2 separate regions of the Mus musculus genome follow, and region 1 is linked to region 2. A link is a loop called in an ENCODE intact Hi-C map of the cell type or tissue named here. Cell type or tissue: gastrocnemius. All regions are shown on one strand. Links, peaks and the distances in the headings refer to the core of each region. The heading gives the core; the rest is flanking DNA. Region 1 has its middle 55 kb from the start of Ccdc167. Region 2 holds the start of Tbc1d22bos (TBC1 domain family, member 22B, opposite strand).

Evidence for each region. Hi-C counts contacts between places; a loop is a spot of excess contacts. Peaks named below come from ENCODE experiments on the same cell type or tissue, not always from the same donor. Only the 100,000 strongest peaks of a DNase experiment are listed, where the experiment ranks them.
Region 1: a loop joins it to region 2, with 2.3 times the contacts of the local background. A loop is called at or near these places in 9 of 42 quality-filtered maps.

Annotation. Positions count from the first base shown.
Region 1 is chr17:29,764,556-29,779,674 of GRCm38, forward strand. No RefSeq gene overlaps it. Among named protein-coding and RNA genes, the nearest start is that of Ccdc167, 55 kb to the left of the region's middle. In gastrocnemius, for the core only: a CTCF peak has its summit at 9,009 (motif pointing left); DNase peaks (open chromatin) are centred at 7,481 and 9,018.
Region 2 is chr17:29,591,321-29,606,439 of GRCm38, forward strand. It overlaps Tbc1d22b (TBC1 domain family, member 22B), which reads left to right. Exons shown (of 13, transcript NM_198647.1): 9 at 3,357-3,463; 10 at 4,528-4,603; 11 at 8,519-8,646; 12 at 8,826-8,921; 13 at 13,524-15,119. The coding sequence ends at 13,652. Tbc1d22bos (TBC1 domain family, member 22B, opposite strand) reads right to left here and starts at 4,985. Exons shown (of 4, transcript NR_045447.1): 1 at 4,896-4,985. It overlaps Mir7667 (microRNA 7667), which reads left to right and starts at 4,218; the gene lies at 4,218-4,280. In gastrocnemius, for the core only: no CTCF peak of the experiment used is centred there; DNase peaks (open chromatin) are centred at 4,723, 5,110, 5,276, 5,699 and 2 more places.

The sequences.
Region 1 (15,119 bases), core at 4,827-12,826, 170 kb after region 2:
TCCTGTGTAAGCCTGTGATCGCTACGTTTAGAAGCTACCCCATGAGGACTGAGTTTGAAGCTAACCTGGGCATTAAGTAAAGATGTGATGCTTCAGAAATAAGTTAGTCACTTCCTCGAGAGCACAGCTACAGACTCAGAGGGTGACCTGGCCTGGCCCCTATCCAGCAAGGCTGTCAATATCAGGAGGCCCCATGCTTTGTGGAACAGGAGTTTCTGCAGGAGGAGGAGGAGGAGGAGGAGGAGGAGGAGGGGTATGGACTGGCCTGGCCTGTTGCCTGGGCCAGCGGGTTTCTGGCTCTTTGGATCTTGGGCTGCTCTGCTTGTTTGCCCCTCCAAGAGAACCCCCGCTCCCTCTCTCACCACACCCCACTCCTTTCCCATCTTCACCTGGAAGTTAGGGAAGAGTGGGTGCCATTTCTCTTGATGTGAGCTCCTGGCATCGCAAGTTCAAATCTGAACCTCACTACCCCTTGACAAACATCTTCATAGCACCAAGCTTTGGCTTCTCATGTGTAAAAACAGGTTTTGGGTCCTGTTCCTGGGGCTGGGGTCTATAAGGCCCAGTGTCTGAGGAATGGCGTAGGTGGCCATCGGGCCCAGGACAGTCTGACCTTCTCTCTAGAGGTCAAGAACATCTCAGGGAGCGCTGACAGGGTTGTCATGTGAGCCAGAGATTCCCGCCTCAGTCATGGCTCTCTGTGAACCCAAATCATGTTGCACAAGGGACTTCAGATGTCTCCTCACACCCTGCTGAAATCAGGAAGAAAGGCACTGATTTGTATGCGAGTTTTGGTCTCCTCAGCCAGCTTCCGGTCTTAGGGTGGCCCTTTGTGGTTCCTCTTCATTCCTCCCAGAGGGTCTGACACCCACATTCCCACATTTCATGATTGCGTACTTTCCCTTAGGCTCCCTCAGCCTCGCCTGCACCTGCGCCTCTCCACCCAGGTCCTCCCAAGAGGATGCTTTTGTCTCCCTCAGAACAGAAGCGCATAGTAGGTCTAAGAGAGGCTAACTCCCGAGAGACTAGGATTTTCCTTGCCTCTGTGTTGGTAGTGTATAAAGCCCATGGAGGCGGACGATGGCAAACTGGATAAAATCATACGTGGAGATTTCACTTTGCTGGGGTTTGGCACTGCTTGCCCCACCCCCAGATGGTCTCTGCCCTGAGTGGTCATTCCCACCCGGGCACCTGTCATCAGTGTCTGCAGCATCTTCCCTCCCCTGACCTTCCTTCCAGTCTGGTCTCAATTATCCAGCATCCCCAGCGCGCCCTCTGCTCCTCAGTCCGCCTGCTTTTTCCACTTAAAGTCTGTGAACCCCGGCTACTAAAGCCTGACCCAGCCCTTTCTGCTGAACTTGGACCAGCATGTCTTTCACTCTGAGACCATTTTCAATCTCACAGACTCTGGTCCCTTCCCTTTCAGCTGAGGAAGCAGTCATCACTGAGATGTTGCCGAGTGGAAAGTGGACCAATATCCTTCCAGACTAGACTGATCTCCTAGGATGTTTAATAGCTGGGCAGTGGGAAGGTGCCACAGACAGAGGGTACAGTTTATGCAGAGGCTGAGGCATGGCAGCAGCAGAAGAGACCAGAAGTGTCAGTCAGCTTTCCATTGCTATAACAAATACCTCCGATAAACCAATTAATAAAGACGAGAAGTTTGCTTTGACTGATGGTTCTAGAAGTTTCTGTCCATGGTCACTCGGTCCCCTGTTGCTTTGGGCCTGTGGCAGCTCAGGACGTTATGGCACAAGTGTGTGGCTGAGAAGGTCTACTTGTCCTGTGGCAGCTGAGAAGCAGAGAGGAAAGAAACACATGAGGGGACCTAATGTCTCTTCAAAGGTAGGGACCATCCAGGAGGGCCTATGTCCCCCTAAAAGATCCACTACTTCTCAACAGTGACACACATGTGCTGACCTCTGCCAAGCCAGAGGGATGTTGCAGATTCTAAGCGTATGTCGGGAGGAGCAGGGACCAGGGAAGCTTGGCTGCTTCTGCCAAAGAGGCCTTGCTGTATCCCCAAGAGCATGAGATCTAACAGAAGCCAATCCAGGGGTGGACTTCTCCACATATGTTGGCCAACTCTTCCCCGGGACTCTCTTTTATCCTCGAATTTAGCAGGGAGAGCCTAGATTAGGGCCAACACACCAGGGTGCCCAGTATATCCCAGAGTTAAGACCACCTCACTGGTCTCCCCTCACCATGGCCCCCAAAGTATGTTCTGCGTTTCCTTGGATCTTGAGGTAGTGACTGAACATGGGGCTGCTGTATGGATTTGTTGAGGGCTCACCCCCCCACACAAATTAGGGCCCCTTTCCCACACCCACCTGGTGCCACACCCACTTTTTTCTTGCTGACCTGGGAGGGTTTTGACTGTGGTCTGGAAGAACAGGTGGTTTAAGGAGCTCCCCACTGCTAGAGTATGGGGCTCTTGTCCTCTCTAACTCTTGGGTTTGTCAGTTTGTCATTCTGTAACTGGGAGTTGCTCCTTTGTAGCTGTTGGTCTGGATTGTCATTCTGTAGCTGGGAGTTGCAGCTGTCTGTCTGCAGCAGATCTGCAGGTGCATGGACGGCTGGGGGGTGGGAATGGCGGAAGAGTATTGCAGGAACAGCTTGGGTTTTTGCTTAGGCCTGGGTTCTGGAGAGGCAGAGATTTGCTTCCCTTTCCAGCCTGGCATTCCTTTGCTCCCATACAGAATAGGGTCTGCTTCCTGTCTGTCTTACTTCTCCCTACAACCATCTGGCTAGAGCACTATTAAAATTCCTTCCCACAGGGAGATCGCCACTCCTCTGAAGGTCTAATAACAAGCTGAGGCACAGTTCCCCCAAAGTTCACTCCGGGAAAGCCAAGGAGTTTACTAGGTTCCTTCCAGAGCATACTTGAGGGGTTACTAACAGGGACCTCCCCTCCCTAAGATGCCACACCAGAAAGTCTTTACCCATCAGGAACTGCGGGCCGACTTCCCACAGCAGCACTAATTGTTCAAGTTCCACTTCCCTAGTCTTCCCTAGCCTGTGTACACTCTAGCTCTGTCCCAAGGCCACATACAGTTAGAACAGAATTACGTACAACGGGCCAAATACTCAGGCGAGGGTCTCATGACCCTCCCCAACCCCTGTGGGGGGCACAAACAGCAAATCCAGCTGGGATGAGCCTTTATAAGCAGGTATAGCTGAACTCCTCAAGATGGTGAGTGATTGGCTCAGAGGACAGTCACACACAAGCAGGCCCTAGAGTTGAGGCATAAGCAGTTGGGGTACCACACAGCTCAGACCCCAGCCGACTCCTCCAACAGAAAGATCTCCAAGGAAACCCCTGCTTGTGCCTCAAGCAGACCCCCAGCCTCAAATCTCTGCTGCTTGCTTGGAAAGGGCCACACCTCCTCTCTACTTTTCAGTTCATCCTAGGGCTGACGAGATGGCTCAGTGGGTACAGGAGCTTGCAGGCAAGCATCACAATTTGAGTTCAGCCTGCAGAACCCGTGAAAACTGGCTCCCTCGAGTTGTCCTCTGGCCCCCACATGCTGTCTGTCTGCGTTACCGAGTCTTTCTGCTGCACTATATGATTTATTATTATTTTTAAAGATTTATTTATTTATTATGTGTAAGTATACTGTAGCTGTCTTCAGACAACCCAGAAGAGGGCGTCAGATCTCATTACGGATGGTTGTGAGCCATCATGTGGTTGCTGGGATTTGAACTCACAACCTTCAGAAGAGCAGTTGGTGCTCTTAACCGCTGAGCCATCTCTCCAGCCTTCGTCGTGTTTGCGTGCACACGTGCATGGGGCCCAGGTATTCGGTGAGTTACCCCATTGCTCCCCACTTGGTTTTGGGAGAGAAGCTCTCTGGCTCTCTGGGAAGTTCACCAGTTTGGCCAGCCTGGTCCTCATGCCTCTGGCCCTGCCCAACGCTGGGATTGGAGATGTTCATGCTCGCTGGGGATTCGGGCTCGGGCCTTCCTGCCTGTGCGGCAGACACTTTACCCACTGAGATGTCTCCCCTGCCTCTGCACTCTGCGTCTTGGCTCTCTTTGTCCCTGCCTGCTCTGTTTGCACCCCCACATCTTCTGGGTCTCACCCCCTTGCCCTTCTAGCTGAGACAGCCCCTCTGTTTGTCACCAGCTCGTGCTTAGAGAGCTCACAAGGCAAGTGAAGAGAAAGGGAGGGGATTCTAACACCCCAGCCAGAAACCTGAAGCAAGTGTCGGTGGTGCAGTATCACTGCATAAACACACAGCTGTCCCCTTTACCTCCTCCTGGCAGAAGGGGAGGACCACAGGGGAGGACCACCAGGGAAGGGAGACTGGAAGAATGAACCCAGAGCAGAGATGAATGGTGGGGCCCCGAGAACCAGGCAGAAGAGCTGAAGGCAGCAGTCAGGACAAAATGTGGGTGCAGGTGTCCATGACAGCAGGCACCTCGCTAGGGACTTTCGACATTGATGGCTGGGCAAAGGGAGTTGACATAAGTCTATGACCATGGGATGTGTGTGTGTGAGTGCGCGAGTCTGTGTGTGTGCATGTGTATGTGTGTATGAGAGAAAAGAGAGAGCCTGTGTGTGCATGCATGCATGCATGTAAGTACACATACATAAGCCAATTATATGTAGGCATGACAGTCATTGATACAATTTGCTGAGAACTCGCTGGGGCTCCCAGCCTCTAGGTAGCACTTCCTGACTACCCCTGTGGTTGGAAGGGCCATGTGACCAGTTCTGGCCAATCAGCATTCTTAGCCAGTAGAATTTACTTTTGTGTCTCAGAGGCATGCAAGATCATGTCTCCTCCCCCCCCACTTCCCGCCCCGGCCCCGCAGGTGTGAGCTGTAGCATTTCCGACAGCCTGCCTGGGTCCTGGGGCTGTTTATGATGAGCCAAGCCCAGGAGGGCCTGAAGCGTGAGCCAGAACTGAACTTGGCGGTTTGATCTGACTCCTTACTGCAGTGTAACTTGGCCTACCCTGTCTGATACAAGATCTCATATGTTTACTTAATCATGTACGTGTACCCAACGTGTATGAGGAAGAGTACAAATCTCTGTGTCCTTTAGATTTTATTTAAAATTTCATGTTTGTGTGTGCGTCTGTGCTGTTGGGAGTCACCTTTCCCTCCACCGGGTAGGTCCTGGAGATTGAACTCAAGTCATGCCGGTTCAGGACTTGGCGGCATGTATCTTTAAATCTTTATCTGATAAACCACCTTTCCCTCTGCTGTGTTTCTGACACACACACCCAGCCTTGAGCAAACCGAAGACATCCCCTCCTCCCACCCCCTCACACCTCTCTTCACAGTGAAACATGGGGGTGCGTGTGGCTCTAACTCCAGCAGCCTTGCCTCTGCAGCTGCTCTCACTTCCCCGAGGGAGCCTAAGGTGGCTTTTTCACCGACTTCCGGTTCCATTTCTGATCCCCATATTGCTGGCAGAATGATTCACTCTGGGGTGGGGATGGCGACCTGAACTGGGGCCACTTAGAACTTTGCTGTTGGGACCATCAGGGAAGCACAGGTCTTCCCTTTGGGATGAGAGGGGGCAGGTCTTACCAGGGAGGGGTGCGCAGTCAGGTAGATGGATGCTGAGAGGAAGAGACCACAGGGTGTTGGCCTTGGCGATGCCCGATCTTACTAATGATGCTGCCTGTGGTCACTGTAAGATCCTACCTGGGCTAGGATCTTACTGTTTGATTGATTGATATTGATTGCTTGATTGGGACAGGGTATCACGTGTCTCAAGCAGGCCTGGAACTCACTAGGTGGCTGAAGATGACCTTGAACTTCTGATTCACTTGCCTCGAGTTCCTAAATGCTGGGACTACAGATGTAATCCCACGCCGGTAGTTTGTGCAGTATGGCAGATTGAACCCAAGCCTTGTGAATGCTGGTCCCCTACCAACTGGGTTCAGAGCCGGTCTGGGGTGGATGTGCTGGGGAGAGCTGGCATCTGCCAGGACCATGTCCTGAACCAGCACAAGTTGCATCTTTGTGGCTGGCCCTGACCATTGAAGTAAGTCCCTCTTCCCTGCCTGACACAGACTAAGAGGAAAAGATTCCTCCCCTCCATTTTTCTTGGATCTGAAAAACCAGAAGTCCCTCTCAAGGGGCCAGAGAGATAACTTTGTGGGTAAAGGCACCTGTCGCCAAGCCTGACAGCCTAAGTCAAGTCCCAGGAACCACATAATGGAAGGGCAGAACCAACTCCTACAAAGTTGTCTTTGTTCCTCCAAGCCCATGTCTTAGCAGGCAGGCAGGCAGGCAGGCAGGCACAGACAGAGAGGCAGACACACACACACACACACACACACACACACACACACACACAAATGTAATAAACACATTGTTAGATCCCCTTCAGAGTCTATCCACATCTTTTCTAGTTTTAAGGGACGCTACTACTCCAACGGATTGCATGCCGGGGAGGGGGCACCCCTCTTTAAACTTTAGCTGGACAGTTAGCATCCCTCGCCGGTTTCTCTCCTCCCAGCCCACACCCTCATTAAACTGTCCTTGAATGACTCAGATGGAACGACCCCTGCTTCCTGCCAAACTGGATCATTAATAAGATGTCTAGTAGGCATGACGTACTGTTGCCAACTTCACAGGCACCTTCAGCGCTTCTCATAGATGCTCTCAGCTGCTCCACATCTGCCTCTGCTGCCTCCTGTGTCCTGTCTGTGACCTCACACTCCCCACTCCCACTGCGGTACTTCTCCCAGGGACATAGCCACCCTATCAGGTTCTTCCCACTGCCTCTTCTGATCCAGGCCCAGTTCTTTCTCCTGGCCAGTCAGCTCTGGTCCCCACAGGGTCTTTAGCCACAGTGGAGGCTGGGAGTCCAGCCTTGGCCCATAGACTCTGGTCAGAATTTCCAACTGCTCCTGGAAGCGAGGTTGGGTATTCTTGTTTTTTTGTTTTGTTTTGTTTGTTTGTTTGTTTGTAATTTTTTTTTGAGACAGGGTTACTCTGTGTCGCCCTGGCTGTCCTGAGCTGACTCTGTAGACCAGGCTGGCCTCCAACTCAGAAATCCACCTGCCTCTGCCTCCCAAGTTCTGGGATTAAAGGCGTGAGCCACCACTGCCCATCGAGACTGGGTATTCTTTTTGTTTTTTTGTTTTTATTTTTCTTTAAAGATTTATTTATTTATTATATGTGAGTACACTATATCTGTCTTCAGACACCCCAGAAGAGGGCATCAAATCTCATTATGGATGGTTGTGAGCCACCATGTGGTTGCTGGGATTTGAACATTTGGAAGAGCAGTCAGTGCTCTTAGCTGCAGAGCCATCTCTCCAGCCCCCGAGGCTGGGTAGTCTTGAACGCCTCAAACATAGCACATTCCAAGTTGAAACTCCTTCCCTAAGCCCACTCTCCCTCCATGTGACCTTTCAGAGTGTGAAATAGCCATTTGCCCCCGCACAGAATGCTGTCTGGACGTCCATTTTGCCATCTGTTTCCTTCCTCCCGGGTCCTGTCCAGCCTCAGCATACTGTCATGGCTCTCTGCCATCCACCTTCACCATGCAAGGCTCCTTGAGTGACTCCCAGGCTCTCACACTCTCTGAAACCACCCTCCTCATTCCACATCTGAGCCTGAGACTCCCCTGCTCAAAACCATCCCAAGACAAACTGGACCTGCTGTGATCTGCCCCAGTGTCCCTCTCTCATGCTGACTCCTCCAGGGCTCTCACCCTGGGAGCATGGAGCTGCCTCCAATGCCCCACTCCGCATCACTCTGCCTTGGCTGACCCAGCCTTTCTGAACTTTGGCCCATCCTGGTCAACTTTGGTCAGTCTGTCTGTCCGACTATCCCTCCCTTTTCCCCTCCCCCTCTGTGCTTGTTTTCCTGTTGCTTTCTCTTCCTTCCTTCTTTCCTTCCTTCCTTCCTTCCTTCCTTCCTTCCTTCCTTCCTATCTTCTTTCTTTCTTTCTTTCTTTCTTTCTTTCTTTCTTTCTTTCTTTCTTTCTCTCTCTCTCTCCCTCTTTCTGTCTTTCTCTCTTTCTTTAGACAGGCTTTCACTATGTAGACCAGGCTGGCTTCAAGCTCATAGAGATTGGCAGGTGCCACCATGCCTGGTGTCTTGCTTGTGGCTTAAAGCTACTTTGCTGGCATTTCCTTCAGGTAGGAGCAGGTGTGCCAGTTGGTTTGCTTCGCTCTCAAGACATATAAGAGGGCTGTGACATAGAGGAAGGGAAATCCCTCCCCACTGCTAGCTACCCCTGCTAAGAGTCTTCTCTTATAACCTTCCTCCCTGAGTTTGATGGTAGCCACAGAGCTGTCGCTGCCAGGCAGTAGGTTGCTCAACTAGCCGCTGAACTTTTCTGGGCTTTCCCTGCAGAATGTTCTGCAGGTCCCTGGGAATGCATTTCTTTCAGTCAGTGACTTTGTCTCCTCTGCATGACTGTTGGCCCTTCCAGGAGCTACCAAGAAACTTGGGCTTCAACTCTTGACAACTCTTCTCACAGAATCCCAGTATTCTCTTTAACCCCACTCCCAGGTCCTCTCCTGTCTTATCCCTTGTACCATAGTTGAATCCCAGGAAAGGTTCCTCACAAGGCTGTCCATCACAGATCCTGCTCTCTCTACCCGCTGGTGTTGGGGCTGCTGGAGCAGGCTTGAACCTTCATGCTGGGCTCAGCTCGAAGGAAGAGCTCATCAGCTCACCCAACTTCAGCCCCACTCTTCTTGGAATCAGACTCTGCATTTCCAAGAACAATAACTTGACTGGCTATTTGAGGGAGGAACTGGCGTCTAGGGAGTAGGAAGAGGAAGGTAGAGAAAAGGGAAGGATTTAAAGCATGGCCAGAAGACATGGGACATCGCAGGGGAGCGACAGGGAATGGCTCAGATACCTAGGCCAAGCAACTTACCGTGAAGCCTTTCTCTTGCCCTTCCATGGGGAGCAGTTTTCAATCAGGACCATTTATGAACCTGAGGAATGGGAGGGAGGAGAGGAGGATCACGTGGTCCTACCGTCACGGAAACCATCTCTGACCGGGTCCCGAACGCGAGCTCCCCCTTGTGGGTAGCAGAAGAGCAGCAACCACCGCTGCCATGCCCAGTCACACAGGGTGAGCACAGGGTGAGCAAGGTGGCGGGAGGCAACTTGATCTATCAGCAGGTCGAGCCATTCATTATCTCCAGGCACATCCATCATTATCATCATCAGTCCGTGAGATGGTGGCCTTTCTGATCAGTCCCATCCTGCTATCTGTCATGGATGCCTGGATAGTTCCTAACTGTCACTGAAGGCTCTGGGTGTCTCTGCCCACTTGATGGCTCTTTCCTCTGGGCCTGAGTCCAGGAAGTTCCCTTTGAGATTCTCCCATCTGGCCTCCTTGCCTATCTAGTCTCCAGGCATTTGTCATGGTATGGACTCAGTCTATGTCTGTTGTCTCCCTCTCTCCTCCCTCCCCTCCTCCTTCCCTCTCTCCATGTGTATCCACACACCTATTACCTAGCAGCAGCCCGTACATCATGCAGACCCTATTATCCATCATTTATCTACATATGTATCATTCATGCTTCCAGCCATCTATTATCCATCAGCTCCTTGAAGCCTCTTTTGAAGTCCCGCACTTTGCCACCGGGTTAAGGCTGTCAAGACTGCTTTCCCCAGCCAGGAGAACAAAGACACCAAAGCGACTTAGAGGGAACAGAGCAGCCACTGGGGGGCTGAAGGGAGGGCAGGATTAAGACAGCTGGGGGTTCAAGTTTAGAGGAGAGTAGAAAGACTCAGAGATGTGTCAGATCAGACCCTTCCACTCAGAACTTTAGTCTGTGTCTCCGTGACTCATGACTCTTCTTTCTCTCTTACACAGAGACCCAAGAGGACTAGGTGCCATTTGCTGCCAGGGAGCCTTATGCTGTATACAAGTGGGGCTTATTTGCCAAAGGGGTGATGATTTCTGAAGGGAAGGCTGTGTGATGGTTTGTATATGCTTGGCCCAGGGCATGGAACTATTAGGAGGTGTGGCCTTGTTAGAGTGGGTGTGCCACTGTGCATATGGGCTTAAGACCCTCATCCTAGCTACCTGAAAGTCAGTCTTCCACTAGCTGCTTCAGATGAAGATGTAGAACTCTCAGCTCCTCTTACACCATGCCTACCTGGATGCTGCCATCCTCCCACCTTGATGAAAATGGACTGAACTTCTGAACCTGTAAGCCAGCCCCAATTAAATGTCTTCCAAAGAGTTGCCTTGGTCATGGTGTCTGTCACAGCAGTAAAACCCTAAGACAGGCTGCGTGGGGCTGTAGCCCATGCATCTGACGGTCATGGGGCCAAGAGACAGGGATGGAGCTGTGACGGGGGCCAAAGGTCCCTTCACATCACGTGTGTGCGCACTCTTGCTCGTACTCACCCAGAGTGACAGGAATCCAGATATTTAGAGCCAGGAGTCCTTTTAGCTAAAGAATTCTTGCTTAGGCATCACCAGTCTCTCTTGGTCTCACACTGATTTTGTAAGCTTTGCTCCTCGTGATGCTGAGGCAGTGGCTAGCTTGCCAGCATCCCTCCTGCATGGTTTCCTGAAGGAACCAGTGGGCTATGGTTCTTGATGCCTTTAGTCTCCCTGCTTCCTCTTGACTGCTGCCCTTCCTGTGTCCCTCACACTCACAGAGGCAGCAGAAAGAGGAGCAGAAAGAGCCCTTGCACCCGGGATAGAGCTCTCTTTGTGCCGATTTCAGAATCCCACACCTGGAGCACAATCAAGCAGGAGGGAAATCTCCTAGCTTGCCAATTAGTAGGAAATGCCCCAAGGTTCTGTCTGCCCCAGAGAGACAGGGCAGGCAAGGGACAGAGAGTTCCAAAGGTGGGCTCTCAGTCTCAGGACACACAGTGTAGGCTCCAGATTTCCAAGTCGTGCCCATGAATGTAAAACTCATTTCTGTGGGTTCCCGAAGACTTCTGGCAGGAGGACCTGCCAAGGAACAAGGTTCCCAGAAAGGCCAGAGCGAGGTCCATATACTACAGGCTGAGTGAGCATGCTACTGCTGTCCCAAACGTGCTTCCTTGGGTCAGGAGAGGACTGGGATGAGGGCTCAAGAGAACACTGAGACAGATTCATTAGATGAATTATTAACACGGTGGACATTCAGGCAGATTGATGACAGCATTTGGGGTGCTAAAGAGAGGATATTAGGGCCCATGTGATGGAAGTGGGGGGGGTTTCATAGATTTCGGAGGATGGGGGAGGTTTCACAGTTCAAGCCTAGCCAGACTTTCTGACTCGCAGGGAGGAAGCAGAGACCAAGGAGAGCAGGACATGTGGCCACCAACCCCCCCTCTGGTGCAAACTCCCTTCCCCGGGTAAGAAACCCTGACACTTGGAAGTCTGTTAGCCAGAAACTCACGGACAATGTTGGTAGCTGTTAAAGGGGAAGGGCTGCCGGGATTAGTGCCTGAGATCAGATGGATTAAAAAAAAAAATTGTGTGTGCCTGCGTGCGTGCGTGCGTGCGTGCGTGCGTGCCTGCAAAGGCCAGAAGGTGGCATCAGACCCCTCGGAGCTGGAGTTAGAGGCGGTTGTAAGGTGTCTGATACGGGTGCACCATACCGTGTATCAATGGCTCAGCAGTCAAGACTACTGGTTGCTCTTCTGAAGGTCCTGAGTTCAATTCCCAGCATGGTGGCTCACAACCATCTGTGATGGGATCTGATGCCCACTTCTGGTGTGTCTGAAGACAGCTGCAGTGTACTCATATGAATAATCAATCAATCAATCAATCAATCTTTGAAAAAAAACCCCAAAAACCTTTAGTTCTGTACAAGAGTGGAGGGCGGTCTCTCGGCCCCAGCTGCTGGATTCTGATATTGTGTGCTCTCTCTTTGATTCCTGGATTCTGACACCCAGCTTGCAAATGAGTTTAGGGCCTGGGGTAGGAGAGACAGGGGTATCCGGAACTCCAAGGGTTAAAGAGCACTTAGCAGCAGCACATAATAAAAGAAAAATGTAAGAGAAAGAATATCCTAAGAACTTAATAAGCCACACACAAAATTATCACGATTCTTTTCCTAGCCAGTTGAGTTTTCAGTGATTAAGAAAATGCAATTTCCTGTAATTAAATCTTAACAAGGAATGTTATTAAAAACACTCTGTCCCAGCTCCTGTAATAATTGTGTGCTACCCCAGAACAGTAAACAGAATTAGACTTTGCCTCGCACATGCTAATCCATGCGTCGTTTCGATCAAATTTGTCCTAATGACCTGTTGTCTTCTGAGACAGGGAAGGCAGGCAAGAGGCAGCCAGGCCCGAAGGCCAGACAGGACCCTGTTCTGGAAGCTGGCTTTGCCTGGGCTGTGGTGGGATTAACCTTACTGAGCACGGACTGCATGCCAGACCCTGAGCTCAGCAGGTTGCATGGTAATGTAACGTGAGATTTTACTTGTATCCCACATAGCCTGAACTTGTTACACAGATGGAGGCTCAGAGGTCTTTCTTCTTTGTTCCTTTGAGACAGAGTCTCACAAGGTAGCTCTGGCTGTTCTGGAACTCACTATGGAGAGCAGGCTAGCCTCGAACTCACAGAGATCTGCCACCCATCCCCCTTCCTGAATGCTAGGATTAAAGGTGTACCTCCATACTCAGCGCTCAGAGAGCTATTTTAATTTCCCCCAAGCTCATGTTGATTTTACACACTGACTCTGGTATGTGGCTTACAAGTCTCTCTCTCTCTCTCTCTCTCTCTCTCTCTCTCTCTCTCTCTTCTTGTCCCCTGAGAGTGGCACTAGCCAATACTTCTATCCCTTGGCACTCTGGCCACACAGCAGGGGACTGGGGCCTCTACTCTGAGGATTTTTCCCTTTGGAAAAGCCAAAAGGTTAGAGAAGATGTTGCTAAGAGATCTGTGTGAGGCGAAGGGCTGGTGTTTGTATCGGGTGAGTTGGGGGCTCTTTGCATGACCCTTGAATTTAGCTGAAAAGAAGACTCTAGAACAGTTCAGATGGGCTGACGTATGGAGCCGTGACAGTCATGCTGCCCTGCATGCCCGTAATCTCAGCCCTTGGGAAGAGGAGTAAGAGGGATACAGAGTTTAAGGGCATCCTTGGCCGGGCGTGGTGGCACACGCCTTTAATCCCAGCACATAATAAAGGCAGAGGCAGGTGGATTTCTGAGTTCGAGGCCAGCCTGGTCTACAAAGTGAGTTCCAGGACAGCCAGGGCTATACAGAGAAAAACAAAACAAAAACAAAAAAAAGGGCATCCTTGGCTATGCAGCAAGTTCGAGGTCAGCCTCGCTACAGGAGATCTTGTCTTAAAACCAAAGCAAGGAAAAGCAACTAAACAAACAAAACCCCACAAATTAGGAAACTCTGCTGCTTATCCCGCATCGGGTGTGAGCGCATGTAAGAGCACGTGTGTACACATATAGACATGTGTGTGACAATAGAATGACCGTTTGGTCATAGACAAATGTGTGATTGTGTATGTGTGTGAATGTGTCTGAGTGTGCTCCACAGTGTGCTCCCTCGTTGACAGGGCTAGGAACAGCACCGTAGAGGTCTAGTTCCTAGTTCTGTTCTTCCAAGCACAGCCAAGCCTCCCTTGGCGGCTCTCCCTATGCATGACCACCCCAAAGCCATCCTGAGCTTGCAAGCGCAGAGGCGCCTGCATCTCCGTCTCTCACACTCAGCGTCTAATTAGTGCACCTAATTAAATCCCCACTGGAGAGAGAGGAAAGCTCTGTTCTGAGGCTCTGGAGACTGGGTAGCACAGCCTTGGAAGGCTCCACCCCTCCTCTCTGTGATTAGTGCTCATGCTCACTGGAGACTGGATGGGAGGAAGGGGTGCTGAGGACTTCTACAGGCAAGACTCTTGCTCCCCAAATGCAACGCATTTACTGTGTGTGGCACACTGCACGGGACTTCCAGGAAGGAGGTGAGATGGGAAATGAACAGGACAAATAGGTTTTTACTCTGTGCCTGTCCTGTGGTCACTCTGCCTCCAAATCTTCATCCCAGCCCTCACTTCGTCTTTCCTGTCTCTGGCTCATCTCTGGCTGCTTCCCCCACTACTCATCCTTCTAAGAGTGTGCGGAGTCGTTCCGTTTACCAGCCTGCCTCCTCTGACAGAAAGGAACTCAAGGACTATTGGGACTATTGAGATAGCCCAATGGTTAAGGAGCATGTAAGGACCAGAGTTTGGCTCCAAGCACCCACACTGGCTCCAGGGGATCCAATGCCTTCTTCTGGCCATCTGTAGGCACACACACACACACACACACACACACACACACACACACATTAAGCAAAGGGGAAATCCTCCACTGGTCCAGTGACCTTGCTTCATGCCTCTACAGACCCCCGTGGTCTGCTCAGCAAAAGGTGATAGAGCTGCCCAGGGAGCCCCGGGAGGTAGAAGGGATGCCCAGGTCCTGCCTCAGGATCTCATCATGGACAAGCCCTAGGTGATATCCTGACACATTGCCCTGCCAGCAGAGTCTGATGTGGGGCGCCACTGCTGGTGACTGACTTCAGGTGGAGTCAAAGAGGAGACAGGGTAGTCCCCAGGAAGGTCTGAGACTTGACCCATAGGAGGTAGGACATGAGAGTATGACCATCACATGACACTGACCCTCGGGGCCAGGAGACTGGCCTTTCTACCCCTCCCATCAGGCTGTCACTGGCTGCCAGGAGCTCAGGATTGGGCCATGGGACAAGCGGGCTGAGGGAGCTCTCTAAAACAGAGGCAGCTGTGGACCTTTGCAGGGGGGGGGGGGCGGGGCGGGGAACAGACGGGTGGGCCTGAGTTCCTGGATAAGGACAGCACCTCCCCTCCCAAGAGCCTCTAGTGAACCCCTAGCCTCCAGGGTTCTCTTCATACTAGGTATGGCTTCTGGGTCTACCTTAGGAATGAAGAAAGTGGAGGCATGCATGGTTGGTGAGAGTTTTCATCTTAATCCTGAGTTGAAGGATGACCATTCTAATGTGAACACACGCAGTGTCTTAGTCTCTTCGGGATCCTAAAGTAGAAACCCCTCAAGTAGATAGATACCCAGGAGGAATGTATCACCCACCACCCTGGAGGCAAGGAAGAGCATGGGCAAGCTACCAGCACATCTGGGGTCTGGTGAGAAGAGCCTTAACTCTTGGTCTTCCTGCCTTAGCCTTCTGGTGCTGGGACCACAGACA
Region 2 (15,119 bases), core at 3,514-11,513:
TCCACATCCCCACACATACACACCAGTTAGAGATGAAGACAGTGCCCTGGAGAGATGGCACAGTTGTTGCATGCACAGGCTGCCTGTTCAGAGGACCCTGAATCAATTCTCAGCCCCCACATGGCAGTTACAACTGTCTATAACTACGGTCCCAGGGGATCCATGTGGTGCAGAGATACACATGCAGGCAAAGTGCCCATAGAATAAGGGTAAATAAGGCTAGAGAGATAGCTCAGCCATTGGGAGCAGTTCTGCTCTGCACTGTTGCTCTTGCCGAGGACCCAGGTTCAATTCCCAACACCCACACTGTGAATCCTGGTCCTCCATAACTCAAGTTCTAAAGGATTCTGTGCCTTCTTTCTGGCTGCTGTGAGCTCCAGCACACACACGGTGCACATATATACATAAAAGCAAACACTCTTACCTATAAAATAAAATCTAAGTAAGAAGATAAATTTGAGAAGAAATTATTTTAATAAATAAATTATTATGGGGGTCTGTGTAGTGCGTGGGATTGGGGGGGGGCTACTCTCGAGGAAAGAGCTGTACCCAGGGCTGAGGCCCTGGAGCAGTTTGACAGGACAGTAGTTGTGACTGTAAGCTTCAGAGGCGAGCTGTGAGCTTGCTCCAGGAGGAGCCGAGAGTACTGGAGGCCACCTGTGCGGGACTGAGCTGGAGGTCTGCACAGCAGCCTGGGAAGAGCCCAGAAATGTAACCCAGCATAAAAAGAGGTCTCTGGAGTCTTAGGCCTGACTTAATTTAAATAATGCATATGGCCACCCCAAAACCATGGCATAATTTTTTTTTTTCGAGACAGGGTTTCTCTGTGTAGCTCTGGCTGTCCTGGAACTCACTTTGTAGACCAGGCTGGCCTCGAACTCAGAAATCCACCTGCCTCTGTCTCCTAAGGGCTTGGATTAAAGATGTGCACCACCACTGCCCAGTTAAAGCTTGGGCATAATTTTTAAGTTAGAGAAATCATATTTCTTGGAAGTTGTGTTTGTTGTTGTTGTTTTTATATGTGATCTCCCAATTGGATTTTTATGTGGTATCAGACTTCCTCATTTCTGCAAGGTTGCCATTGTTTTACAAAGTCTTTGTGCATTTTGGGTGATGAAGGCAGCTGCAGTGAGGGTGGCTCCCCCTCAGAAATTGTGCACATTTGGGGAATGCTATAAAAATTATGCTTCATGGTGGCAATTTTTAAAAGTATAGCAAAACTTAAAGGGCTGGTGAGATGGCTCAGTGGGTTAGAGCACCCGACTGCTCTTCCGAAGGTCCAGAGTTCAAATCCCAGCAACCACATGGTGGCTCACAACCATCCGTAACAAGATCTGACTCCCTCTTCTGGAGTGTCTGAAGACAGCTACAGTGTACTTACATATAATAAATAAATAAATCTTTAAAAAAAAAAAAAACTTAAAGAAAAACAAATCCTTCATTCTCCCTTTATTAAAGGCACAGTGGGCCAGCGATGTGTTTTGTTCCTGCCCCCGTTCGTTCGTGTAAGCACACATGAATACTTCATGGCTGCAGTTGAGAGTCTGCTGGGGATAGTACCACTCCTTGCTCCATGCATGATTTCCCATGCCTCCTGCACTGTTATAAAAGCTTTATCATTTCTGATAAGCCTCACTTAAAATAATCTGTGTGCCTACTGTGCATGGGGTGTGAAGGTTCTTATTTTATAGCTGTTAACTCTGTCTGTCTTTCCCAGCCTTGCTTTTCTGACCCAGTATTCCTCCGTCCCCACCAGCCTCTGTCTGTCTCTGTCTCTGTCTCTGTCTCTGTCTCTGTCTCTGTCTCTGAATAACCCTTGATGTTCATATAAGCTACAACAAAAGACAGTTCTTGGGCAGGTGAGATGGCCCAGTGGGTAAAGGTGCCTGCTGCCAAGTCCGAGTGAGGATTTGAGTCCAAAAGGATCTACATTTTAGGAGAGAAGCCGCTTCCACAAGTTGTCCACTGACCTCCACACCCATGCTGTGGTAACACATATGTGTGCGTGTGCGCTCACATGCTTGTGCTAAGATATAATATGATTGAAGAAAATACCGTTCTTCAAGCAGAACAGGAATCCAGGAACTGTTAAATGTTGGGATTCTGAGTGTATGTTGTCAGCCGTCTGTGCCCCTCTAGCCCCGCACATGAAGAGGACTGCATGTAGTGAACACATTTGTTTCTAAACAGTGCCCATGGGTCTAAGGAGAGAAGCTGGCTTGTGTGCAGAGCCAAAGGGCCTCAGATGGGCATGTGGGTGCTCCGTTTGTGGGCAGGCAGAGCCTGTCTTACTGGGCCCCTCTTTATGTCAAGAAGGCTTAGTTACAGAAGCATCATAGATGGGATGCCCATGGCCCTCTCCTTTGGGTTCCTTGTCTTGTCTGCTTGGACCTTGGACCAGACAGTCTTCCATCCCTGCTACTACTTGGAATTTCCATGAGAAGTTAGAAGACAGTAAGGCTGGAGAGATGGCTCAGTGGTTAAGACAGCTTCCTGCTCTTCCAGAGAACCTGAGTTCCCAGTACCCACAATCACAGCCACCCATAACTCCACCAGGGGATCTGACACCCTCTTCTGTCCTCTGTAGGTCCCACCAGATACACACATGCGCGTGTGCACACACATGCACACACACACTTTTAAGTTAGTGTTTCTCTCTGAACGTGGCCCCGTGGCCCTGTGCTCAAGCTCTGTGGACACCTTATGTAACTGCTGGCATCCTTTTGTGTGCTGTGGATATATATATATGGTCTCACAGGGTCTCTAAAATGGTGATAGAGAGAAATGTTTCACAAGGGCATTTGTCAACAGGACCGTGTGTGTGTGTGTGTGTGTGTGTGTGTGTGTGTGTGTGTGTGTATCCTCTAGCAGTGGGAAATACCAGCACGGTAGAATTGCGTCCTAGAGGCACTCACAGGCTTGGCTCACCTTCCTTCTGATGCCAGCACTCAGGGAGTCCGTCCTTATGCTGACCAGGGTCTCTGCCCCAGCTGTCCTGTGAATGTGGTACACAGCTCACTGTGCATCTATAATCAAAGAGTTTCTGTGCACTGTTCCTGGGTTGAGTGGGGTAGCCTGTTGAGCAGCAGTCCTGAGTGGTCACTTTAAAAAAAAATCTAATGATAAATGCCAAGGGAGAATGAGGTAGGCTGGGCTGCAGTGAGAAGTGGCCCGGCTGGGGTCATGGGACCCCTGGAAATTCTGAGACACACTTGAGCAGAAGGGCAGGCTTGTCCCTCCACATCAAGTCCCCTGCTTCTCTCGGACCTGAAGAACCCCATGGCAGGTAGTGGGTGCTGTGCCCCTCTCTGTGTTTAGATAAGGCCTCTGAATTTGCTTCACCTTTTGTTTTGCAGAAGAGGACGTGGAGAACTTTGACGTGACCAACTTGTCTCAGGACATGCTGCGAAGCATTGAAGCCGACAGCTTCTGGTGCATGAGCAAGCTGCTGGACGGAATACAGGTGAGCTGCCCCCCGGCCAGGCCCAGCGCTGCCTTGGGCTTCTGCTTCCCTACTGCTCTGCTGTGTGAGGTAGACCCCACACACACTTCCCATCCACCCCCCACCAGCGCACCTCTGCCTCTTCTATTAGCTTCACTAGACAGTGGGCTAGCATCCCTCCGGGGCTGAGAAAATCACTGTGCAGCACTAGCTGTCATTACAGAGGCCCCTGGGCCCTACTGTGTACCCAGATCCTGTGGGCCAACCCCAGGGCAGGCCTCCTCCAGCCTTTCACCATATGCTGCAGTTTTAGGAATCCCTTTGTTTCCAAACACCGTTCCTAGCTGTTAGCCTTGGTGAACTTTTAAAATATATGTTTATTTTACATATACATATATATATATAATATTTTACTTATTTTTATTTTATGTGCTTTGGTATTTGCACACACACACAAACACATACACACACACACACACACACACACACACACATATATGCATCAGTCTGTGTGAAGGTATTGAATTCCCTGGACCTGGAGTTACAGACATTTGTGAGCTGCCATGTGGATGCTGGGAATTGAACCTGGGTCCTCTTGGAAGAGCAGCCAGTGCTCTTAACCAGTGAGCCATCTCTCCAGCCTGTGTATAGGTATGTGCACACGAGTGCAGGTGTTTGGAGGCTGGAAGTGTTGGATCACTGGGATCTGGAGTCTCAGGTAGTTGTGAGCCACTAGGAACCATACCCTGGAAGAGAGTATGCACTCTTGACCACTGAGCCATCTCTCTAGCCCCTGATATACTTTTAATATGCTTCAGGGACTGCAGAGATGGCACTGGGGAGGGAGGTGCCTAGCCTAATCTTGAGCTCCAGTCTCAGTGAGACCCTGTCTCAGAAAGCAAGATAGATGTTTGTGAGGAATGATACCTGAAATCTCCGTGGCCTGGGTAACACACACATGCTGGCACAGGCGCACACGCACATACCAGCAATAACGACAGAGCAGCCTGTCTCTATGAGCTCTGTCTAGGTGTAGAAAGCAGCTGGTTTGGACACTGCTCACCCTGGCTCTGTGTCCTTCACAGGATAATTACACGTTTGCACAGCCAGGGATCCAGAAGAAGGTCAAGGCGCTGGAAGAGCTCGTCAGCCGGATCGATGGTAGGTTGGGAGGATGGGACTTCTCCAGTAGTAGCCCAGGTCCCACCTAAGCTGTGACACTCGGTCCTCCTCGGCTCCCTTCCCAGTCAGTCCTTGTGGCACACTGCCTTGGCATCACTGTCTTCACAGCTCAGCGGGAAGGCTGTGAGCTCTCCCAAGGTCTTTCCACCTCATTCTGTCACCGTGGCCTCAGTTCCCTCTCAGCTCTGCCCCAGCCCCTCCCCTCTCCTTCCCAGTCCACAGCCCTGGTCCAGCCATTTGCTCTGGACACCTTCCTCCTAGAAGGACTTACATTCTCTTCCTTGTCCTCCTTCAAACCGTCATCCTGAGAGGGTTTTCTAGCAGTGTTCTGTCTGTGCCCTTCTGTTGCTGAGCCACCAGTGGCTTCCCGTTGCCTTTGCATGCAGTCTGAGGGTTGACCTTGCCTGTCACATGGTCACATAACAATCCCAGGCTTAACACAGGCTCCCCAAGCCTGGCTGACCTGCTGGGACCTGAATGGGCTGGAAAAGCTCGGCACAGCTCCCTGGGAGGCAGATAGCTGGGAAGAGCAGGTGCTTATAGGAGTGCAGCTTTCCAGCTCTGGCCAGGCAGGCACCTAGGAAGCCCGAGTGACAAGGACACTGTGGCCAGACAGACAGAGAAGGTTAGGAGTTACTCTTCCCTGCAGTGTGAACCTTGCAGGGGGCTCTGTGACCTGAGATCTGTAGGCCAGCGAGCGCATCTTCAGGGCTGCCAGCCACTGTACCAGCCATCTGTGCCTCCCCGTCTCTGCTGTGGGACTTCCTGCCCATCCCTCCTTTCCCTACCCAGTTGGCTCTCTCTCACTCCTTCCCAGGTTCTCTTGGTCATGGGAGCATCCTTGGTTTGTCTTGCTCTTTCATCTTTCCACGACCTAGAGCCTTGGTGTGCACCTTCACGTGCCCCTCACAATAGCTCTGTGCGGGGTAATGGCGTGCTTTCCCTCTGGGCCTCCCTGCCCTGCCCAGCCGCTGGCCTCTATAGTGGGCCAATTGTGAGGCCGTGGGTGTGTAGGGAAGAGGGGAGTAGGAGAGAGTGCCCGCGTCCCGCCAGGGTTCCCATGCTCTGGGCGGGCAGATGGGGGAGGACTGCCAGACACTTTCCACTCGGCCCCGGATGGGCATCTGGCTGTGTGAAGCCACTGACCCCGCATGGCAGGGGGTGGACAAGGGGCAGCTCCTGGTACCAGGTTCTCAGTCTCTGGCATCCCACGCTGGATATGACAGAGGAGCTGAGAACAGAATAGGGGCCCCAGGGCGGCACTCGGCCCCGGAGATAAGGGAAGAGGGCAGGGGAAAGGTGGGTACTGGGTGGTTCCCACGCAGGCAAGAGTCCTTAGTCCAGTCCATGGCTGGAGCGCAGGAAGGCCTTCTGTCGGGAGGTTAGACACGGATCGTTAAGAGAAAGCCTATCCCATCGTTCAAGCACAGCGGGCCTTGTGAGCAGAGACAGTCTATGGTTTTAGAGCTTTGTTGTAGAAAGCCAGGGGGAAAGAGAGAAGGTAGAAAGAGAGAGGGAGAGGCCGGCCATGGTCACAAGGAGAGAAGGGGGAAGAGAAAAAGAGGAAAGGCTAGAGAAGAAGAAAGCTTAAAGAGAGCGAGGAGGGGCCAAGCAGCCCCTCTTATAGTGGGCTGCTATCTTGTTGTTGCTAGGTAACTGTGGAGGAGTCTAGCCAGAATGCCAGAAGCTTGGGACATTGTCTACGAGACTATTAGCCACATGATTCTCTTGTGGGGGTGGTAACTTCGACAGGAGCCAGGGGTCCAGGAGACATGATCAGATGCCTTCCGTCCCATGTAGGTAGAAATTACCACCCATCGGGTACCACCGGGGTTCAAGACCTCAGCTGGACTGGAGACCAGGCTGTCTGTGCATAGCCCATTGCCCCACAGGCCATCATTCCCCTGAGCCTTTCATGCTGTCCTCTTTTGGGGAACTAAATGGCCCCCAGGGCTGGTCATCAGATGGATTCCAGACGGCAAAGTCAGTGGTTTCTTCTGCTGTCTACCTCCTTTTTTTTTTCTGGCCTAGGTAAATAAAGGCATGAAGATTAAAAATAGTGGGGTTTTTAAAAATGTGTACACTGGGCTGTGGAGCTGATTCACTGGGCTAAAGATGCTTGCTGCCAGGCCTGACATCCTGATTGTCATGGTAGAAGGAGCAAACAGACTACTGCAAGTTGTCCTCTCACCTCCACAAGAACACACACACACACACATCCCCCCCACCAACCACACACAAACCACATACACAAACACACACACACACATATCTTCCCCCAACCACACACAAACACCCCCCCCACACACACATAAAATAAATGTGCACCATGCTCTTATGATTTATGTACTTTCTCATTAGAAAGACTGCAGCAACAACAACCACCTCACAATCCCTTCATGAGCAAGTCCCCATGCCCCCTAAGCGACCCTTGTTACTGCTCCTCTTGAAGCCCTGGACTGAGCAGTCAGGCATTATTGCACAGACTCACCTTCTCATTTTCCTCCCCAAAGCCCTCTGAAATGTGAGCACTTAATCCTCATTAAAACATGAAAAACGCCGGGCATGGTGGCAGCACTCGGGAGGCAGAGGCAGGCAGATTTCTGAGTTCGAGGCCAGCCTGGTCTACAGAGTGAGTTCCAGGACAGCCAGGGCTACACAGAGAAACCCTGTCTCGAAAAACCAAAAAAAACAAAACAACCAACCAAACAAAAAAACCAACCAACAAAACATGAAGAACCCCAACGCTTCTGGGGACAGGTACACACATGCCACCTCATGGAGGGGGCTTCAGGACAATGCCCAGGAGTCTGTTACCTCCTCCTGTCAGGTGGGTTCCGGGGTCAGGCTGTCAGGCGTGATGGTAGATGCCTTTTCCTTGTTGAGCCATTTGCTGACCTCCGATTGCCCCATTTCATAAATGAGAAGACCGTGATTTAAAAGCATCCCACCAGCGGGGCTGGAGAGGTGGCTCGTGGGTCACAAGCCCTTTTCACTCTTCCAGAGGCCCCAAGTTCAGCTCTGAGCACCCAGCTGCAGTGGCTCACAGCTGTCTGTACCTCCTGGCACTCTGATGCCCCTGACTGTGCTCATGTGCACGTGCCCACACAGAGACATATACTCACATGCACATGCCCACGCGCAGACACACGCCTGCATGGTTTTTTAGTACAAGCGCATCCTAAAACATCAGTAACAAAAAGCCCACCTGTCGAGCATTAATTTCGAAGCCGTCATGCAGGGTAGGGACCAGGCTTGTTTAACTTGCTCAGGATATGATGCAGATTCCAGGGCAGGAGCCAAGTGGCAGGTGGCAGCTAGCTTCTACTGAATTTGTAGAATGATCTCCTGGTGAGTCTCCTCCTAAGAGAAAGAAGCCGCCGGGCATGGTCGCACATGCCTTTAATCCCAGCACTCGGGAGGCAGAGGCAGGCGAATTTCGAGTTTGAGGCCAGCCTGGTCTACAAAGTGAGTTCCAGGACAGCCAGGGCTATACGGAGAACCCTGTCTCGAAAAAAACAAAAACAAAAACAAAAACCCAAGAGAAAGAAGCCACCTCTGCTGGCCGTCTGTCAGGGATGCTGAAGGCAGCTGGCCAAGGTGGCCTCCAGGCTCCCTTTCCGTGCTGGCCCTGCCCTGAAGAATGATTAGGCCCAAGCAGCTAAGTTTACCTCATGCCTCTTGCTTCATGGCCAGTGCATTGCCAGGATGGCAGCAGGCACCTGGGAATGGGTTGGTGAGATGCCTGGCATGCCATAGGCCATGTGCTGACGTCAGCCGTGAGTGGCACTGGGGGGTCAAAGGTCAGCCCACAGTGGGAGGGGCTGGTAAGAAAGAGAACCTGCTCCTGGCCCCTGAGGCCTGCTGGTAGCTCTGACCTGGTGCCGCTTTCAGAGCAGGTACACAGTCACTTCAGGAGGTACGAGGTGGAGTACCTGCAGTTTGCCTTTCGGTGGATGAACAACCTGCTGATGCGGGAACTTCCCCTACGCTGCACCATCCGCCTGTGGGACACGTACCAGGTATGGAGGGACCCCTCCCTCTCCCAGCTATCCCCGTGAAGCCTCTCCACCCACCTTCGTCTTGTGTCTGCCTTTGGAATCTCTTGAGCCCATGTTCTCTGTCACACAAGAGGTTTTAAGCTGTGAGAGGTTCACAGTTGGGGCCCTGAGGCCTACCTGACTCTCGTTTTCTTTCCCAGTCTGAGCCAGAAGGCTTCTCGCACTTCCATCTCTATGTCTGCGCCGCCTTCTTGATCAAGTGGAGGAAGGAGATTTTGGATGAGGAAGACTTTCAGGTGAGTGGGCAGAAGGGCTGCGGAGTGGCCGCACGGGCCCGAGAGACTCATCATCCACTCATTCGTGGCTGTTGGTTACAGGTATGGCCTGTGAGTCACTACGGAGGCCCAGGACGTCCTGGGAAGTGAAGCGGGCAGAGGGCCGTTCTTACAGCCCACATGCTGAGGGAAGACAGGCAGTAGACAAAGTCACGGGGGTGCCAGAGGTTCTGGGGTTAAGTACACACTACCGCAAGGCCCAGCAACCTGTGTGGATCCTTAGCGGTAGGAAGGGAGGCTGCACATTCAAAGGAAGCAGTCAGGATATGCTCACCAAGAAGGCGACATTTAAGCAGAGGCCTGAGGAGGGTGAGGGAGCAAGCCATATGGCCACTGGGGCAGAGGGCGTGACTGACCTAGAGGCTTTATGTCAGCTGTGTGCCTGGCAGTTTGAGGGGTTATGAAACGAGGCCTGAATAGGTGGCCAGAGGAAGAGCAGAGCAAGCTAAGTCAGAGAAGGCAGGTAGGGCAGGAAGTTGCTGTGAGCGCCCAGCTGTTCCTGGCAGGTCTTAGGAATGGAGTGGGTACGCCCTTGAAGGCCACTCTGCTTCTCTGTGCAGTGGCTGGAGGTGGGGAGTGTGGGCACAGCAGCCACCCAGGACACTGCTGTCATTCTCCAAGGGGTCTGGCTATGGGTAGTGACAGCAGAGGTGTACATGGCCGTGTTTGGGGTCCTTTGTATCCACTGCCCAGGCTCTTTGATGGGCTGTGTTTGGACTGTGACACAGAGAGATGGACCAGAATGACTCCGGGATGGAGGCTGAGGGGTAGGGGGTAGGGAGTTCGGGGATTCGGTGTTGGGAATGTTGGATTTGAAATGTCAGCTAGGTGTGATGGTGCCTACTGTAATCCCAGCATTCGGGAAAGTTAGAGGGAGAGGTTAGGGGTTCAAGTATATCTTTAGCTCTTTTGCAAGCTTAAGGCCAGCCTAGGCTACACGAGGCCCTATTGCAAAAGAAGAGAAAGAACTTTATGCATACAAATAGAGATGCCTAGGTAAATAAATGTACAAATGTTAATGTTGTGGCTCAGCTTCTAGGAGCCAGGGTGGACTAGACACATGAACTTAGAAGCCTTTGGTTTAAGGGGCAGGAGAGATGGCTCAACAACTAAAATGCCATTTGCAAAAGCAGGTGGGGCCTGGCTTGCCAGGCCTGAGCCTTGGGAATACCGGGTATCTGAGTTGGCAGTTAGAGGCCTAGATAGCCCTCTGCTGCCAGTCTAGGTCCTAGAAGAAGCAGATCAGTGAGCAAGCAGGATTTTTGGGGAGAGGGATTATGCAAGAGTCCGTGAGGGCTTGAAATGTCCACTTCCCTTATGACGTCAGGCCTCTTGACAGCTGGCCCTGCCCTGAACTTGACCCCAGACTGAACTTGCCTGGTACTCAGAGCTGATAAGAAGAAGCAGGAGCAAGGGGCTCAAGGCCTAGGGATCGCAGTCCTTTTAAATGCATATAAGAGATGGTTTATCTATCATCTATCTATCCATCTATCTATCCTGTTCTATCTATCTATATATATAGATATATAGATATATCCATCCTCCCTCATGTAGCCCAGGCTGGCCTCAAACCACCCGTGTAGCTGAGGATGACGCTGAACTTTTTATCCTCCTCCTCCTCCCTCCCACCACCAAAACTCCCAGAGTGCAGAGCTGCAAGTGTGAACCATCAGGCTTGGGCTGGTCAGAGTTTAATACGATTGTGCAAGGCCACAGGTGTCTTAGACCTCAGCCACAGAGCTCAAGAAGACAAATCCACCCTCCCCTCCCCTCCCCTCCCTTCGTTTTCTTTTCTTGTATAGAATAGAGTTTATTCAGGGCATGGGAAGGGGAGTCAAGAGGGTAGCAGAGGCAGAGAGAGAGAGTAGAGAAGTAGAGGAGTAGAGGCTGGCCATGAGCACGTGGAGAGAGAGGGGGAAGAAGCGGGATAGAAAGCAAGAAAGCAAGAGAGGAGCAAGAGTGACAGATCCGTCCCTGACCCAGGGTACAGTTGCGGACAGTTGCCTAGGTGCAGGTCCTATGCAGACATTCAGTGAGGCACCAGTTTGAACCCTGCCCTGACGGGTCAGAGAACCCTGGTGCTCTTGTTAAGATGGACTTTCCTGGTTAGAAGGTATGTGACACAGCCGAGTCCACCTGACATCCACAGAGAACCATTGGAACATTGAAGTGGGAGTCTACGCAAGATGTCTGAGTTAATCAGATACAGTTTTAAGTTCATTTGCTATTAATTCTTTTTTTTTTTTTATATGAGTACATTGTAGCTGTCTTCAGACACACAAGAAGAGGGCATCAGATCTCATGGTTGTGAGCCACCATGTGGTTGCTAGGATTTGAACTCAGGACCTCTGGAAGAGCAGTCAGTGCTCTTACCCGCTAAGCCATCTCGCCAGCCCAATTCCTTTTTTAAAAATGATGTTGCTTTTGTTGTTAAGACAAGGTTTCTCTGTGCAGCCCTGGATGTCCTAGAACTCACTCTGTAGACCAGGCTGGCCTCAAACTCAGAGATCCACCTGCCTCTGCCTCTGAGTACTGGGATTAAAGGTATGAGCCACTACCACCCTGCAGGATTTATTATTTTTAAGTTTTTTGTTTGGTTTAGTTTCATGTATTTGTCTTGCCGACACATATGCATGTACCACGTGTGTACCTAGTACCTATGATGTCCAGAAGAGGGCGTCAGATCCCCTGCAACTGCAGTTACAGATGATGAGCCACCATGTGGGTGCTGGGAACCAGACCAGGATCCTTTGCGAAAGCAGACAGTGCTCCCTTCTTTGGCCTTCTGTCTCATTGCCTCTCCCAGTCCTCATTTGTGGCCACAGTTCCTTCTCTGCCCAGTTCTTTTTCCTTGGAGATGGTTGGGTTCCAGCATGTACCTGAGCCTGGGCTCCTAGAGTTCTTCTCTGAAAGGTGGTGGCCGGCTTCCCTCTAGTGCATGCCCTACAGACAGGCTCAATCCTGTGTTATCTCACCTGACTACGCACTTTACCCAAGGAACCACTTTGTAGAAAGTCTTCAGTGTCTTTCTGGCAATGTCTCTTCTATCACCTGCACTTGTGACCAGCACCTCTGCCCTTTGGTCATGGTCATTCGTCATTCGGTTTCTCCATCTTTATCTGAAGACCATTTTCCACTTTTTGCTGTGCTAAGGATGGGTAGCCGGGAGAGGTGGAAAGCTGCAGTTCCAGTCTCTGCCACGAGGTGGCAGAGCAGCTCCTCACAGCTAATCCTCGTTCTGTGAGAGGAGGGAAAAGGAAGGAGCAGTTTACTAGGGATAGAGTTTATTCAGAAGCATCTAGAAAGCATCTGGTAACACTAGGATTAGAGGTCAGAATGGCTCCCATCCCAGAAATGGCGTTCTTCTCCTTAGCCAGGCCACTGTTGTTGGTTTTGTTTACAAGTTACACAAAAGCATGGAATCATTGTAGAAATAGTAGAGTTTTCCAGTAAGGGTTAGGGTGTGAAAGAGGGCCAGTAAGATGGCTCAGCGGGTGAAGGTGATTGCGGCCAAGCCTGGTGACCTGAGTTTAGTCCCTGGTGTCCACCTGGTAGGAGGCGAGAACCTACTCCCGCAGGGTGACCTCTGACCTCTGCATACTACATACAAGCATACACTCCACGGAGAACAGGCACAGCCCAAGAAAGTTGCTGGGACAGGGCCTCTTCATGGAGGCTTGGCTGGTCTGGGACTCACAGAGATCTGCCTGGGGGTGGGGAGGGATTAAAGGCATGCACTACCACACGTGGCTTAACTTTTTAAAAATGTATTTACTGTGCATGAGTGTTTTGCCTGCATGTATGCCTGTGCACCACATGTGTGCCTGAAACCTATTGGAGGCCAGAAGAGGGCGTTGGATCCCCAGGAACTGGAGTTACATGGTTTTAAGTCCCTATGGGGGTACTCGGGGGTACTGTCGATCGAATCCAGATCTTCTGGGAGAATAGCAGGAGTCTCAGCATGCCTCCAGCTCACACTGTCTCTTGACAGGCGCACCATTTAGGTGAGGCTGGCTGGCCAGCAGGCCCCAGGAATCCTGCCTCTACCTCCTACAGTACTGGGATCAAACTCAGGGACTCTTGCTCCTGACGGGAGCGGTTTACCAGCTGAGCCCCCTCACCAGCCCTAGGATGAATCTTTTTATAATTAAAAAAAAAAAAAAAGGAGAACTATCCCAGTTCTGAATAACCAAAACGAATGAACGAATGAGTGAACTCTAAAAACCAAAACAACCAAGTCCAGCTGAGAAGCAGATGTAGGGCAAAGGCACCAGCTTGCCGTAAGAGCCACCCTGCGGCCCTGCGGCGGCAAGCACGTGGTGCCTCCTCTTGGCACGTGGCTGGCTTCAATCTCTGCTACCAGTGTTTTGAAGAGGCACGTGCCTGTGTATCAGAGAATTGGGGGGGAGAGGGTGTCAGACTTCTTGGGCTAATCAAGGACTCGAGGCTGCATGATCATGATGTTAGGGGGCAGCCGGCTGGATGGTGGGGCTCACGTGGTCCAGGAGGAGGTCCTCCTCAGACACAGGCTCACAGAGACCAAAGGCCTGCCTTCCCTTACAGGGCCTCCTCATGCTGCTGCAGAACCTGCCCACAATCCACTGGGGCAATGAGGAGATCGGGCTGCTGCTGGCTGAGGCCTACAGACTCAAGTACATGTTTGCAGATGCCCCCAACCACTACCGCCGATAGGTGCTGTCTCCCCTGGGGACCCAGACTGCCCCCATCTCTGATGGCAATTTCATCACTGTGGCCACCGTGGACCCCGGCCAGGAACCACTCCTGCTGTACAAAGCTCGCCCCACACCGCAGCCGCAGCCACCACCACCACCGCCACCCAGGTCTTAACTTCCCAGCATCCATCACTTCGTCTCTGGGTGTGTCTGGGACGACTGTCAGTATTCTGTCCCGTGTGGATAGGCCCGGCTCTGGGAGAGGGCCGAGAGGAGGTGAGAGTTGTCCTTCCCTCTGGAAGACACTGGACAAAAAAAGGGGAGGCCCCGGGTCTGCCCCACAGTGTCCCACACGCACCCGCGGCCGGCCGGCTCTGCCCGGGAACCAGCTGGTGACGCTTTCTCTTACTTTCTTTTTTTAAACAAGGAAAACACACATTTTCTAAAATGCCCAAGGCATAGAACATTAGGCTCTGTGCTGTTGCTTCTGTGACTCAGTTTGATCTGGTCACTGGTCAGAGACACTTTGTTTTCAAAACACTCCGCACCTCCCTCCTTTTCCCTCATCCCCCCCCCCCCCCCCAGTCCTCCTGTCCCAGATGAGCCAGTGACACAGTGAGTGAGCCCTTCCTTCTCAGGCGGAGGAGTCAGGCCTGTGCTCAAGGGCTGGGAAATATGTTTGTCCTATCCTCACAGATTATCTGTTCCCTTGTGAGTGGAGTGTGCCCGAGTATGTGTGTGTGTGTATGTACACCCGCGTGCATGAGTTGTATGTATGTGAGTGTGGGTATGTGAGCGTGTATGTGTGCCCGCGCGCGCACACATACACATGACTGTGTGAGCGTGTGTGCGTGGTGTGTGTGTGTGTGTGTGTGTGTGTGTGTGTACAAGCCCATCAGCATTTTGTCACATGTCTGAATTTGTGTCCAGACTAACCCATCAGAACCGGTTGGGAAGGACCCCAGGGACCAAGCATCTGATGGTCCCTCAAGAGGGACCAGGGCCGGGGAGGGAGAAAGAGGGTTATTTAGTTCTGTTTTAACCACCTCTTGGAACCCTATTTCCAGGGTGAAGCACTCCAAGATATTATGTATAAATTGTGTTATTATGTATATGGGTAAAGGTGTACAAATCTATGTCCTCTTTGTAGCAGATAGGATTTTATATTTATAGCGTGCATCGACACGTGAAAGCGAGCTAGGTCATCAGCACAGATGAAGATGCTTAGGGGAGGGGCCTGGGGCCTGGAGGAGGTGGCTGGAGGGTGTGGCCAACAATCAGTGTCTCCACCTTCCCCCCTCTCCCCTTTCTTCCATCCTTCCGTGGCCTCTGTCTTTCCCTTCTCCTCACCCCAGGAAGGACTGTAGAGGCAGAAGGGCTCCCTCAGGTTTGCCGGCCCAGCCTTTGTCTTCTCAGTGTAAGTCAGCACTGTGGTCAGGACGGAGCTGGTGACAAGTCAGTGCCAAGAGAAGGTCCCTGTGTGTCC